Regions from separate parts of the Homo sapiens genome. Here region 1 is linked to region 2. A link is a loop called in an ENCODE intact Hi-C map of the cell type or tissue named here. Cell type or tissue: heart right ventricle. All regions are shown on one strand.

Region 1 (8,000 bases), 130 kb after region 2:
AATCAGTGGCAGTATAATTACAGAACTTTTGTTATTTTCTTGAAAACTGTTTTCTCACTACCTCAAAAAAGAATTTATCCTACCAAGTGAAGGACAGAATCATCTCTCCCCACCTTCATAATCATACCTGGAAGGCATCATATCTCTAAAATCTTCTCCTGGTGGCCAGTCCTTAAGTTTCAACACCATTGGTTCTTTTTCATTTTTCAAACGATCTGAAAGGTAAACAGAATGAACTATTACTATTTATAATTCAGAAACAGACCAAAATAAATGACAAATTAGCATTTTATGCCTCAACAATACAAATAAAATATGTCTCTGCAAAATTTTCATAACCTGATAAATTTAGTATACAAATATTACTTTTCCTTAATTTTCCCCTCCTACCAACTATCCACCATTTTATTTCTGCAGTGTAAAAAAATCCATTTGTACCCAGGAGGCAGCAAGGTGCAGCAAAATAAAGATCACCAACTAATGGATCTGTGTCAGGGCCTTGTCTTTCCTAGAAGCTTATTAAGCTGCTACTCATTCTTGGGAGATTCAGCCGCTCCCTTTTGCCCACTGCATGTAGGTGGTATTTCAACAGCTGTCATCGATCCAATCTGCTCCTCCTCTACAGTGTTCCAGAAGAAGTGAGCAGCATCCCAACTAACCAACAGCAATGCACGTCAACCATCAAGGGTCACAGGTGTTTAGTAAACCCATTTTTCTGAGGCCAGCATGCAACAGAAATTACTTATTCTGCTCAGAGAGAGAGACTGACCCTATCTGATGTTCTGTCCAGGGACAACAAAGACCAACAGAACAGGTAATAATGCCTCAGTGTTTAAAAGCATAAACATTGTAACAAGGAAGGGGAGGAGAGACGTTAATTTTAAACTCCAAAATCCTGGAAAATGCTGCGGCTGCCACTGATGGGTCTCAGACTCCTGCCATTCCTGTGTCCCCTCCTTTCACATCCCCAACCCCCTTAAAAGATCTTTCATACATACTTGGAACATCTTCAAATCCATCCCAGAAGTCTCCTACTGTGGCTCCTGTGATGATTTCATTGGTCCTACAATTAACTAGGTCTACTTCCTGCTCACCAAACTCTTTCCTGAAGGATTCAGGTTTCCAAAGTTCAGAGTTCAATTTATGATGCACTCCAGACACCATCACTGGCTAAATGAAGAGAAGGAAAACTTTAGTCTGAACTCTGCCAGCTCTGTCCCCACTCCCGAAGGCAGTCCCTCTTCACACTGCTATTGGTATATTTCCATGGAGCTGGTGCTCCGTCTCAGATGGTGATGTGACAGTTTCGGCTTAGTTCTCTGAGCTCCCAAAGCACCTCCAACCTTCACCATTCATCTGCTACACACCCTTGCTCTCAAACTACATGGGTAAGCATCTAGGAGAAAGGATCACCTCTCCTAGTAAGATCTCATTACTTACAGCAAGACGGACTGTGAAGAAGACAAGCGCTGGAAGGAGTGTCCAGTGACACCAGTCACCAGTGAAACAGGGTGACTGACCCCACCGTACTTGAGCCTGTTATTGCCAAGCAGGAATATGGCCTGTGACACCCCTCACTACTACTGGCTGTGTGAGGGTGCCAAATCTTTTGGCCGTCTAAGACAACCCAGAAGCTCTAACCTTTATGTGAAATAGTCTAACATTAAAATATTGACAAGCAAGAAAGAAAGCCTGCCGATAAACTGTATTCAGCCCATCATTTTGTTTCTTGTCTATATATGATTAAATGAGCAAATCCTATTAGTACACTGGATGGAGAAAAACATTTTGGAAATTTATTTTTGGTTAAACACTCACATCTTTCTGTTTGGCAATTCTCCCAAATTCTTGTCCAAGAGCAGAGTGTTCCTTTAGCAAAGACCCTATCTGGCCAAACAGAGAAGCCAGAGATCCAGAAAACAGAACCAAAACAAGAAAGCACAGAAGCAGGCCTAGAAATTCTCCTAAAGATATTAACCGGCACTTAAGATCCAACAACACTGCCCTTTGAAGCAGGCACCTGGGGACTATGTGACACCACGCGGCCCTAGCCCACCTAGAACTGCCTTCAGCACAGGCTTTTCATTCAGGTAAGAGGGGTGCATGATTTTGTAGCACATTTTGTCTGATCTCCCAAATCCCATCAGCCTGTAGTCACACCCTCACTTCCTCTGCTGAAGTTTACCATAGGAATCACCAAGCCTGGATGCCCTCGTCAAAAACCCAACAGGGACTGGTAGGAAGCAACAAAAACCTGACTGGAAAAGTCCAGCTTAGGACCATCTGCTTTAAAAAGTAAGACCCATGGCCACATCCTGACCTGATTATATTCACCTGAAACAATAAAGAATAAAACAGGAGGTGAAGGAGGGGGAAAGCCTGGGGTGGGGTTGTCAGAAGTCTGCTAAAGGAACTGAGAAGGGGGTTCTGAATAGGGCAGGAGGATGGGAGGCCTACATTACCTGCCCTTGTTTCCAGCACTCCCTAAACACATTCCAGTTGCTCTTATTGTTGGGGTCTTGCAAGCACAGCAAGCGATTATCACAAAGCCAATAGTGAGGAGTGTCAAAGCCCAGAATGCTGGGCTTGATGGTTAGTCCTTGAGGCCTCTTAGATAAATCAGAAGTCGTCTTATTTTGCACCAAAGAGGCAAAGATGTCATCAAGGATTTTTGGTGTATTCTTGAGTCCATTTTCTGTCTGAATTGGAGAAAGAACAAAAGTCTCAAATATGTCATTCCCTTACCATCAAGAAACTCCATTCCCATAATGAGTATAGATTACATATCCAGAAGATTCCAAGCCAGGACCCCCAGGCAAAAAGGTACGTCCCCTGTCCCCACTTGACAACTCATAGAAGTGAGGTAACAGGAGAAAGTGGCCCAGCTCAGAACTATAGTCCCATAAAACCCATCCTCCAGTGACTCAGCCTTCTGAACCCACAAAGGTAAGTATGTGATTCAGTCTCCTTTCTACTTTCAGTTCCAACTTCTCTACTCTCTTCCTGTTCTGTCTTCAACTTTAAAACATGGAATACCAACAAACAAACACATACCTTTCCTGTAGAAGAATTCAAGAGATTCCGGAGGAAACCAGAATTGTTGTTGCTTACGGGTGTCAAAATTGTGCTGTTAAACGTATGGAGGACTGTGCTGGATTTGCTTAAAGGTGGGAGGGGTGGAAGGCATTTGATTTCATTCTTTAAAATTGGCATTGTTGGTTGTTTTTCTAAAATAAAACCAAAACATCCAGATGAAAAAACATTCTGAAAGGCAAATCCCTTATTAGTATTCTACTAGCAGAATTACTTTAGAACTTGCTTTCTATTTACTGAAACAAAAAAAATACTTTAGGGAGTAAGTATGAATGATATGATTTACTTAGACGATTCCTCACTGATGTTAAAAACAATAACTATCCAGTACAATGGAATTTTGTAAATTGACCTTTGTATCTAGCAACCCTGACAAATGTTTAGTAAATGTAGATTCTTTTGGATTTTTTGCATGTACTGTCTACAAATATTGGCAGCATTCTCTTTACACATTTTTTTTCCCTGAATGCACTGACCAGGACTTCCAGTACAATGCTTAATAAAGAGTGAAAACAGATATCCTTTGTCTTGTTCTTGAACACAGAAACTGTTTAAAAAAAAAAAAACAAAACCAAACAAACAAAAACCTCAAAGACCAGCTTGGCCAACATGGCAAAACCCCACTTCTACTAAAAATACAAATGTTAGCAGGGCGTGGTGGCAGGCGTCTATAATCCTAGCTATTTAGGAGGCTGAGGCAGGACAATGGCTTGAACCTGGGAGGCAGAGTGCAGTGTTGCAGTGAGCCAAGATCATGCCACTGCACTCCAGCCTGGCTGGACAGAGCAAGATTCCGTCTCAAAAAAACTCAAAACAAATTTTTAAAAAAATTCAACGACTATTTATGATGTCTCCAGTCTTGTTTTTTGGTTTAAACTCTTGATTAAGAATGTTCTTAATTTAAGAAGTTTTTTGTAAATCATTAACAGGTACTGAATTTTACTTAATGTTTTCCTGCATCTTGTCCCATGATTCTTCTACATTTTTGAATGTCAGACTGTATCTTCATTTCTGGAAAAACCTTGAAAAACTTGAATTCTTTTCCGGCCACTTGCTAATTGTCTTACTTCGGCTCAAATGAGCTGGTTTCTATATGCTTCAGCTTCCTCATCAGTAATACAGAAATAATGAGCAGTATTGATGATTGGGCATCACAGAATTACATCACATGTAAAGAGAGGGCCTGGACCACAACAGGAGTTTGAATATTCCTTTTCCTCTTTCTAAGGTATGTATAAACTCACCAGCTGTGCTCTTGCCAGCTTTTCAAATTATTTTTTTCTACAACAGTCATCTTAGACTTAATTTATGAGTTCTTTTAAGAGCTCCTTATCACATTTTTAAAGCTATATAAAGGTTTTTCCAGAAATTCAGATGTAGTCTAACATTCAAATATTCCTTCATTTACAGTGTCAAATTTGATTCATTAAAATTTTGCTCCAGATCTTTGCATGAAAGAAGTGGCCTGCAATTCTTCTCTTCTGTAACACAGCCAGAAGGTGGAAGTCCCTAAATTTTAATGCAGCAAAATTTCTCCTCTTTGGTGCTGCATTTCAAAAACACTTTCATTTGTGGCAGGTTCCAGGATGACTCCAGAGAAGCACTTTCCATTCCACACGACTTCTAACCACTGTTCTCTCAAGTCCTTCCACGAATGGACTAAAATACTCAAGAACAAACACAAAAGCAGGAAACACTCACCCTTGTTTTCCTTGTTGACATTCCCGCTGGTTAGGTCGGCCAGCCAGTTTAGAGGAGATGTGCTGGCTGGACAGGCAGGCTTCATGCTGCCGGCTGGCTTGGAGGCTGCTTCCCCACCCACAGCTGCTGGCTCCAACACTGAGGGATTCTGCTGGAGCACTGCACCAAGAGTCGGTTTTTCTCCAGCTAAAGAAGTCTGTGTTAAGCATTAAAGGACGATTTTACATAAGCTGAAGAATGACAGCTTCCTTTTCTTTTCTTCTCTCCTAATAGCCGACCAACAAGTAAGATAAATATCCAGAACAAAACCACCTAATAGTTAGCCCTGGGTATCCCCACAGCTGCAGTAATCCCGCACTAGTAGAGAATAACTAAAAGGTAGGAGAGATGTCAGCAACTTAAACACAGCAAGGTATTACCCCCCGCACCCTTTCACCAGCCCCTGCTGGTACATATCCCTATTACTCTATGTACCATGCTGGTTTAAAATGACCAGTTTGTGCCTGTCTCCCCTATGAACTCATCCCAGAATTCAGGATAGGCACAGAAAACATGGTTAAAAACGAATAAATGACGCAGGCAGGAAAGGTAAAGCGGTGATTTCAGAAGGAAATGGGATGCAGAGAAAGAGAAAATGCTATTTTGACTTAGCTTTAAAAATGTGATGAGCTCTTAAAAGAACCCATAAATTAAATCTAAGATGACTGCTGTAGAAGAAAATAATTTTAAAAACTGGCAAGAGTGAGTTTATACATACATAAGAAGGAGGAAAAAAAATATTCAAACCCCTGTTGTGGTCCAGGCCCTCTCTTTACATGTGATGTAATTCTGTGATGCCCAATCATCAATATTGCTTCTTATTTCTATATTACTGATGAGGAAGCTGAAGCACATAGAAACCAGCTCACTTCAGCCAAAGTAACACAACTAGCACGTGGAAGGAAAAGAACTCAAATTCAGTTCTGACTCCAAATATTACAAGTCTTCTGCTCTCCCATCCTGCCTTATGACACCACAGCTTTATAGAAATGTAAATTTCTGATTATTAAACACAATGCGGCATACTGATTACTGGAACGAGGGGGAGAAGGGACAGCAAGACGTACATGTGATGGTGGGGAGGAGAGGGATGCCACCAAGGAGAGACATATGAGGACTGAGAAAATTAACATTTTTTACATTGTGTGATGGGCAACTAAAGGTTCATTTCATCATTTCCTTCAACTCTGCATAAACACAGGCAAAATATATTTAGTAATTTTAAAAATGTTAAAGCTTATCTTAATAATTTTAATTCTGCAAAATACACAAAAAATTTTTTTAAACCCTTTACAAATTCGACAGCTACTTATTAGGTAGACTACTTTAGAACTTTGTGCTTCTTCAAGAAACAAAAATGTAAAACCTACTACAAGAGGCCACAGTAGAGTCTACGAAAGTAATGTGAAAAGTCAGAACGGGTCTCTGAACTGTCACATGAACTGTATGAATTCTTTCTCTCTCTCTTTCCACTTGATAGCTATCCCCAGGTTCCTTTCAAATGCACTGATAGAAATCCTTGGGTTATTTGAAAAACAGACAAATGACAATTACAAGAGATGTTGAATTTAACATAAGCAGTAAATACCTGTTTTAGGTCTTCCTTTGAGGCTGGCTTTGAAAAGAGTTTGAATTGCCTGTTTGAACAAGGGCAGTTTGCCTTTATTCCCCATTTCGCTCTTACAGAATGAACAATGTCTCCAACATCATAGAGTGCTAAAGAAAGGGCAGAGGCAAACATCTGAACAAGGATATTAGGAACTTTCAACCTCAACATTACAGAGCAGAAGCTGGCATTCCCCACAGGATTACTTTTCCCACTCCCTCCTTTTCATCCTGCTCCAGAGGCCTTCCCCAAAATGCATTTTCTTTTCTACTACAAAACTATCCCACAAAACTTGACTCGAAAAGTGTTGGAGGAATTATCTAATATATTTCTGGACAACTTACAATACACACTAAAATAAACTTAACGAGTAATAAAGGAAAACAAAACTACCAGCTCCCATGAGTTAACCAAGACAAGGGGAAAGAAAATCACTGCAGCACATGAAATACCTTTTCCAGGAATGATCTGTGTGGGCATTAAGTTCTCTGGTTCATGTATCTGACTCTTCACACATTTTAGCCAAGAGAAAGTCTTGTAAGCAGCACCTGCAAATAACTGATTTGTAGTAACTGTTCTTTACAGACTCTGTCTCCACATGCTTCAAGAAACCCGCCAAACACAAATCAACAAAAACACTTGATTTAACTGTGTAGAGGGGCTGGAGGAGAATCAAATCGGTTCTCACCCTGTTGGCAATTCTTTCTCTTCATCCGGTAGCAGTCCACACATACTCCAAACCCACACCGAGGACACACCCAGTGCAGGTTGAAGATGGTGGTGTCGCACACATCACACATTTCTCGAACACCTTTGACAGCTCGCTTCCAAGCAACCTGTCCTGCAAAAATCAGTAAATCACTTAGTCTTTGGAAGGAGAGGGCTTCTGAAACCAAAAACGAAAGGTAGGGGTTATTGTCATTCCTCCCTGTGACTAGACTTCAAATTAACTTTGTTCAGGCTTCATTGCAAATGCTGTCCTCCACCCCATGAAGTGTTCCTGGATCCCCTCAGCACTCCTAGTAACTTGAATTTGTACTTCAGATTCATGCCTCTTCTCACTTTATGTATTCAGGCACAGTCTCACCTCCCTCTAGGAGAATGAACTCCAAGCAGAATCCCTATTCAGACTGTGCAGCAGTAGTTACACAAGTTGGAGCTCAGACACAGGTTATCACACAACAGTGGTTCTTAACCTCTGAGTCATGAGTCCCTTTCAGAATTTAAAGGCAGCATGTTCCAGGCTTTCTCCAAAGGAAAAAAGAAAAATTTACTCAGATCCACAAACCCAGTAATCTGCACTGAGTATCAGGTTATTCAGATACCCTACATCCACTCAGACTGCCCATTAAAAACTCCAAGGTTCTCAGGGGGCCTGGAGGGAGTTGCACATTAACTTTGTGCAGGCACAATGGTCCAAGATCAGTTTCTTCACCAGTCAGTCAGAAATTCGATTTAGCCAGTGCCAGGAATGATGCAGGCACCCAGGACTAACTCACACTAACCAAACATCCAGCAGATTAAGGCACGACCGGGGATTCCACAAAGCAGCATTTTCTGT
Region 2 (8,000 bases):
ACTGTCGCTGTTACAGGTCTGGTACTGTCACTGACTAGCAGTATGATTGTAAATAGGTATATTTTTCTGTTGCACGTGGCCTCAAATAAATACATATACATCTAAAAAGGATAAAATGGTACTGTAGTCCACTGTGCTAAAGGGTTGAGGTTTGGGAATTCTTCCAGAGATTTACATTGTTCATCCATGGCCTTTCTTTATTGTATCCTTCCTATTGCATTTGTCCTTTTACCTTCCGGATAATCTAATTCAGTAATTTTTAAGTTCAGCAATGGGAGAGAATGTGAGAGTATGAGTGTAGTCTATACATTATCTATTTAAATTTTAGTTTATTTCTGTGTCAGTTGGAGTTGAAAAATAAGGTGGAGCTTTTTTAAAGCTTTAATGTATAAGTATATTGTTATTCTGTTTCTTTTCTCTGGTACTTATTTCTAATAGTCTGATTGAGAAAGACACTGGTTTTGATAATTTTAGATTTTATTACTGAGGATGAATTGAATAGCCAGTCCCACTGCCCTGCTTTCAGTGTCTAAATGTCACCCACATTGAATGATCCCATGGAAATAAATGGTGAAGATGTTGCACACCTTTGAAACTTGGAAGGGCTATGTCAAAAGTCTTGAGTTCTTTTGCTATATAGGCTGCTGCCTATAGACAACAAATACATTCTGGTTCAATAGTTAGCAGTATGTTCTTGGCTTGTAAATGATCTACTGTTTTTGATGTCCTGTTAAAGATATCCATGAATTAAGCTCCTGTAATAAATATGTGACAGAATTCATCAAAAGTTTATTCAGTTGTGGGTGTGCCAGGCCCTGTTCTGGGCCCTGAAGATATACCAGAAACACACACCAAGCTAAGGCCTTGCTCTGTCAGGCAGCTCACATTCTAGTTGGGAGAGGCAGACACCAAATAAATAAATATTTAATATAACATCAGTTAGTGGAAAGTAGTAAGAAGAAAAATAAGCAGATTAAGGAGATGAGAGTGGCAAGGAATTCTCTGGTAAGGTGACAAATGAAGTGAAGGACAAATAATGATAGTAAATGGTAGCATTATAAATTCTAGTTGCTAAATTTTTTTTCTCTGAAAATATTTTTAAACCTTATAGGTATTAATAGTTGAAAAACAACTCTTTAAAAATAGAATGTATTTCTGTGGTTTTTCTATGTATGGAAATAATGCAGTAGGACACCTGCTTAATTTTTCCAGTGATGCTCAAGGTTTGCATTGACCACCACTGTCTGGCTTGTGTTCCTTGAGGCCAGTGGCTTACATCTGTCAAATGGCTGGCCTGGTCTGAAAGAACAATCTCTGGCAGGACAACTGAGAAGAATGAGATTGAAACCCTGTCCTTGGCACTGTGAACTAGCCAGCTAAGCCAATCAGCACAGCCACCTTGGTTTAAGCCCTTAAAAGAGGGTTGTACTTTTTAAAACTATGCTTAAAATTGAAAATATCTACTAGAAACAGAAGAGAAATATTGTCTCCATTGCTTGCCATTCTTTCAGCTCAGATCATATATATTAATCTATTGTAAAGGATAACTTTCAAGAATTGTTTTTAACAATTTGAATTGTTGTTATTTTCTGTTTACAGTAGTCCCCCCTTATCTGAGGGGGATGCGTTCCAAGACCCCCAGTGGATGCCTGAAACCGTGGATAGTACCAAATCCTATATAGTCTATGTTTTTTCCTATACATACATACCTGTGATAAAGTTTAATGTGTAAGTTAGGCACAGTAACAACAACAACTAATAAAAATAGAACAATTATAACAGTATACTGAAATAACATTTATGTAAATGTGGTGTCTCTCTCTCCGAATATCTAATTGTATGTAGTATTTTCGGACTGCAGTTGACTGCAGAAAGTGAAACTGAGGGTAAGGGGAGACCACTGTATTTTAGAAGAAGCTGACTAATTTGTTCTCTGTCATTTGTTTTAAGTCTATGAGGAGTGTTTTCATAAATGAAGATGCACAGATGGCAGCCAGTTCAATCCTCTTCATATTTTTAAGCTTTTCCAGGTCCATGTTACGTATAGTCTCTGTAATGTGAACAGAATTTATTTTAGTTTTCAAGGTAGCAACATACATATGACATCTTTACCAATGACACACTATGAAATACATGTAGAACCAAGTGCTCTTTTTTCTAAGTTATTCCTAACATTGTTTTTCTCCTTTGTCCCTAACCCAAGCTCATATCTTTCATTAGCTATTCATTTAACAGTTTTGTGGATTCTTTGGCCCCAGTCTTCATAGCATTACAAATAGAAGATGGTTACTTTTCTTTCAAAAGACCCTTGGTCAGAGAGGCAGATGGCACAGTGGATAGGCTTCTGAAGTGGAGAAGTTAGCATAATTTATGGGTTTTATGGATTTATCCTCCTCCTAACATTTCTGTTTCTCCGTTTTGACTTTTGTCATAGTTCAAAGAAGGACATATTTGTTCCCTACTGGCTGTGTTACATCATATGGAATTTAAAGTCACTGGAATTGAGGTAGCAGTGAGAAGCATCATATGATTTAAAATAAAGCTTTGGGTCAATATTTACTGAAGTATTACATCAATATATTTCCTGTTTGGCTGACAAGAGTTAATAGCTGATTTTAAACTTGTTTATCTTTGCTCCTAGACAAAAGTTTTGTTCGAGGAGATTCTAAATTACGTATTTCTTTCTTGATACTGCTATGGAGGTGAAGCACATAGCAAGCCACTTTATCTTATATTTTGTATTGGTAAAAAATTTTATAAATTCTATGTAAGAATACAAAAAAATTAAAAGACCACTGTTTTTTGTCAATCACTTGTCCTTACTCTTAATGGTTTTATATAGTTTGCATGTATATACTAGGTTGGCTTATGATTTTGAAAGTAGAGACTCCCTATTATAATGAAATACTGAGAATGCAGAAAATATCATAGCACAATACTCTCATTGTTCCAGGGAGTTATGTTACTTAACTAAACCTGGATGTCGTTGTATGGAGATTAACAGTATTAAAAGGGGTATGCCACATGGTTTGATCAGTAATAAACCTCACCTCTAAATAATGGGCATTTTAAAATGCACTGAATTAAACATCTTTATGTCTGACTGAGGTCAAGAACATTAATATGCAGTTGCTTAGCAGGGTACCATTTATGCCACTGTTTGTCCAGAAAACATCTTGGTACAGGTTGCTGGGGAAGGGACTTTGATTATAACAGAAATCAAAAGCTTAAGAGTTTCCTTTAGAGACTCTGTGTAATCAGAACTAGAAGAATGAGTTATTAAACTGTAAGAAGCTGAAATTGTTTGGTTTGACATAAATACTTATTGAGCACCCATATGAGTTGGGCACTGTATTAGCTGCAGGGACTACAGTGGTGAGCAAGTGTGGGGATGCCAGAGGCAGATACCCTGGGAAAGGGAATGGAAAGATTGCTTCACTTCTAGCCTGTATTGCCAGGTCTGTTCCACACCTGGAACTCAAGCTGTACTTTGTCCAGTTTTTTTGTAGTCTTTAAAAATGTTCCCCACATACAGTGTTCCTTCCTGAGCTGCTGAGGAAAATGTCTCCCCTTTTAATGAGACCAGCCATATGAATGCCACTCAGAATCATCATGCATCCTTCTAGGATATGAGCTATAAATTGGGGACTCTTACTGGTATGACATAGTGTGTGTGTGTATATATATTATATATATATATATATAAGGCATATGTATATATATATATTAGGCTGAGAATATTTTGTTGTGCTGTGTGACTCAACCAGATGAGTTATTTTGTGAAAATATTAGCATTTTTATAGTGGTTGGTTAATTTAAACTCCACCAAATTTAATTTATGCTAAACCTTCAGTTGAATTATATAACTATGTAGGACATTGGACACATTTTTAATTGCATAAATATAACTATAAAGTAATATAAAATGCTTTCATGCAATGCCTACAAGATTTTTCATTTTTGTGTAGCTCTGTCAGTCAGGGATCCTTAAACTCTTCAAAACCAAATGCTAGAACACGTTGCTGAATAAATAAGGCCCTGGCATTGAACATTGTCTTGTACCTGCCCCAGGTATGTTCCCAACTCTTTTCACTCACTTCTACTATCTCTGCTATAACCAAGAGGTACCTGGGAAGAACCCCTCTCATTCCTCCTTCTTTTCCTAACATTGGAGCTCTTATCACATGTCTCAAAGATACCTGTGCAGTGAACAAGATCTTCACTGAAAGATGCCTCCAGACTTAGGAACTAAATATTTACACTGGCGAGGCAACCTCTAAACTCCTTGGAGCAGTGTCATTCTGCACACAGACCTGAAATGTTTGGGTTATTTGCAACCTTGATCAAGAAATGGGATAATGCCTGAAAAGTGAGTTATTTTTAAAAGAGGGCAAAGAGTAGAGAGTATGGTAGTATGATTGCACAGATACTTCTTAATCTTCCTAAGGAATCTGAAAAATAAGTTAAACTTGTCTTTGATTATTTGACCAAAAGAACTACCAGATTGACTCTTGAGTGGTAGCAATAAAAATAAAATAAAATAAAGAACAAGAGGCAATAGGCGCCTGCTTTGCTTGATCTTCCTAATTTTCTAGGTACAACTTTTTTTTCTCTCTTTTTTTTGAGATGGAGTCTTGCTCTGTTACCCAGGCTGGAGTGCAGTGGCATAATCTCGGCTCACTGCAACCTCTGCTTCCCAGGTTCAAGCGATTCTGCTGCCTCAGCCTCCCAAGTAGCTAGGATTACAGGTGTGCACCACCACGCCCGGCAAATTTTTGTTTTTTTTAATAGAGGCGGGGTTTCGCCATGTTGGCCAGGCTGGTCTTGAACTCCTGACCTCAAATGATCCACCAGCCTCAGCCTCCAAAAGTGCTGGGATTAAAGGCATGAGCCACTGTACCTGGCCTTCTAGGTAAAACTTATAAAGTACTTTTGGACCAGAGAAAAATGTAAAGCTAGGGACTTACTGGGTAGGGAAACGTGTGAGCATCCTTCAAAAGAGCTTTCACCTATTAAGTGCATGTCCCCAGATTGCCTTCTTCCTGGTTACTTCAGCTGTCTGAGTATTTGAATAAATTGTATCTGCCTCAATAAGACCACTTATTTTCATTAAAAAGTACTATCAAAACCATGGTTGGGTGCAGTGGTTCATGCCTGTAATTCCAACACTTGGGAGGCCGAGGCAGAAGGAACCCTGAGGCCAGGTATTTGAGGCTGCAGTGAGCCATGATTGAGCCATTGCACTTCAGCCTGGGGAACAGAGTGAGACCCTGTCCCTTAAAAAAAAATGTAATATCAAAACCATTTGCTTAATGCCCTAAATTGTGTATATGTATTCATTAAGCTTCAAACTTATGTGATAAGATGTTATGTATGCACGTGTGTCTCGGTAAGTATGAGGATGGTAGTGGAGTGTCACAGAGGTTATTTGGCACATAAAGTGAACTTCAAGTCACTTGTCATCACAATGTGCTGTTTCTTCTGCTGCCCTCTGACATTTGTTAGACGTTCTAGCACAGAGGCCACAGATGAGGTGGCTGCACCACCTCTTGCGTCTCCCAAGGAGTTGACTGTCAGCACTCATTTTACACACCCACCTGCAACTTCACTTCCTGGAGGCTTTGTGAGTGTGAAAATGGTCCTTCCTCCCAGAAAGAGTAGAGGCCCCCAGAGTATTATGTTGTAATTTTGAATTGTATAGTATCAGAAATATAACATTTATGAAAATAAACTTGGCCTATATACCCTGGACTTAAACAGATGGTTTCATGATGACTTTAGACATTTTTGGCTTTCCTTTAACTTCCCATTTAGTTATTTTTATGGTCTTGTTTTTAATGTTTTTTGGTTTTTACTGGTATCTGCATTGAAATTCTGCCTTCATTAAAGGCAGGAAGATTAGGAGATAAAGGGAAAAGGTGGTAATGATTAGAAAGGCTGACACTTATAAGAGAAGTCTTGACATATTTTGAAGGTCTTGCTCTGTCACCCAGGCTGGATTGCAGTGGTGCAACCTCTACTCACTGCAACCTCCACCTCACAGGTTCAAGTGATTCTCATGCTTCAGCCTTCTGAGCAGCTGGGACTATAGGTGCCTGCCACCATGCCTGGCTAATTTTTGTATTTCTAGTAGAGACGGGGTTTTGCCATGTTGGCCAGGCTGGTCTTGAACTCTTCGACTCAAGTGATGCATCTGCCTCGGCCTCCCAACATGTTGGGATTACAGGCGTGAGCCACCACACCTGGCCTCTTTTTCTTTTCTTAAGAATCTTTTGCTTTTCCTAATCCTAATTGTGTTTGAAAGCTCTTGCAAATTTGAAGTACAAGTTCAATAATGTAAAATTCATTACATTAAAGAATGAATAAGAAGAATGGTAATTCTTATTGTATGTTAGAGCCGTTCATGATTAAGCAAAAAGCCATAGAACTAGTAGTATTTATTGATTTAGTCAAAGCACCCTTTAATAGAAAACATGTGTTTGACTCTTGGCTCCATAATTATACTTTTTAAAAAGTGAAATTTGAACTTGTTGAACCTACATGTGATAATTTTTAGTAAGCTCTATTTGGATTATTGTTTAAAATTTTCTTTTCAGAGCAAAGAGAAATTATTCCAAGGGCCATTTTCTTCCTGTGTAACTTAATTAGAGAGAAGAGGCCACATGGTGGAGAATGTGGCTAGCCTTTTAATACAGTTTTGACTCCCTCCCTCTCTTTGTAACTGCCACAGAGTGTGGGAGAGTTTAATTTACGTTTCAGTGTTTCAAGTCTTTTTCCTATTGGATAGTTGCTCCTTCTATAAGAATTGTAATGATAATGTGATGATACAGTAAACAAGAACTGGGAACAGAATATCTTTTTTTTTAAGTGAAATTATATTGTTGATGTAAACGGTTGGCTTGACTCCATTTTAGGTAATTCAAGTTTCTTTTTCTCTATTTTTGGGAATAGGTCATAGCAAATGACAGAAGTCCCTTGGTGGGCAAAATTCACTGGGAGAAAATGGTTAAAAAGGTGTCAAGATTTGGAATACGTACAGGCACATTTAACTGTTCCAGTGATCCCAGGTAAGTTGATTAGGCAATTCTTAGAATTTGAGTCCTGACCAGGATCTTTCTTATTTAAAAAGGGCAATGATACTAGAAGCCTGCTTGAACTGAAAGCTTATTATAATGTGTAGCACACTCTTAGTTACATAGGTGCTTGATTAATGGTTTTTGATAAACTGGCAGCTAATGACTTTCACTCTAAGATCTCTCTCTGTCTCCTCTATCTCCCTCTCTCTCCCCGTCCCTTTCTCTGGCTCTTCTGTGTTTTTTCTATTGAAGATATCTCTTAAGATTGTGTCTTTAGTCCTTTTCATTTCACCTTTCTTTTCCAAAGAGATCTCAGCACATTCATGGCTTTAGGTGACACCTCTGTGCTGATATAAATCTTCTATCATTCTGACCTCTAGTTTGCATTTCTTTGCTTATTTCCATTTGCTCTGCAACTATCCCTAGATATATTCTTTTCCCTGAAACCTAGTATCTGAAATCAGATTCATCCTCTTTTTCTTTAATCATCCATGTATCCTTCTACCTTTCTTTTTTCTGTCCTTCGCCGGTTTTCCCCCCCATTTTCTCAAATAAGAATCCTCAGAGGTGTTTTTGTTTATGTTTTGTTTTTTTGTCATCATTTCCAGTATTCAGTCTGTCACATTATTTCTTGTTTTATTATTCCATTATTTCTTCTTTGAAATGCCTTTTTTTCCATTTCTCTTGCTACCAAGTTATAACTTAGTCTCATTCATTGATTGTAGAAAACTCTCCTAAACCATTACTATACCTCCTTTCCTTAGCCTTACATTTACTTCTCTTCTGCTTAGAACCCTTGTTTTGCCCACTAGTAATATAGGGTGAGATGGATGGTAGAGTTCCTCTAAGAGTTGGGAATAGGAGGGAAGTTCCTGTATCTCTTAACTCACATTTAGTCTCCTTATCTACCTGCAAAGCTGTCAT

The links. Peaks named below come from ENCODE experiments on the same cell type or tissue, not always from the same donor. Only the 100,000 strongest peaks of a DNase experiment are listed, where the experiment ranks them.
Region 1: a loop joins it to region 2, with 2.2 times the contacts of the local background. A loop is called at or near these places in 7 of 110 quality-filtered maps.

The regions. Positions count from the first base shown.
Region 1 is chr2:86,477,157-86,485,156 of GRCh38, reverse strand. It overlaps KDM3A (lysine demethylase 3A), which reads right to left. Exons shown (of 26, transcript NM_018433.6): 13 at 7,128-7,280; 14 at 6,892-6,987; 15 at 6,422-6,549; 16 at 4,795-4,990; 17 at 3,055-3,227; 18 at 2,463-2,699; 19 at 999-1,170; 20 at 128-215. Among named protein-coding and RNA genes, the nearest start is that of KDM3A, 40 kb to the right of the region's middle. RefSeq lists an enhancer at 2,152-3,351. In heart right ventricle, no CTCF peak of the experiment used is centred here; a DNase peak (open chromatin) is centred at 4,886; H3K27ac peaks cover 3,370 bases.
Region 2 is chr2:86,611,226-86,619,225 of GRCh38, reverse strand. All of the region lies in intron 3 of RNF103-CHMP3 (RNF103-CHMP3 readthrough), which reads left to right. RNF103 (ring finger protein 103) reads left to right here. Exons shown (of 4, transcript NM_005667.4): 3 at 6,952-7,067. It overlaps CHMP3-AS1 (CHMP3 and RNF103 antisense RNA 1), which reads right to left. Exons shown (of 6, transcript NR_183901.1): 6 at 1,777-2,050. Among named protein-coding and RNA genes, the nearest start is that of RNF103, 8.6 kb to the left of the region's middle. RefSeq lists a silencer at 1,885-1,934. In heart right ventricle, no CTCF peak of the experiment used is centred here; no DNase peak of the experiment used is centred here; H3K27ac peaks cover 1,363 bases.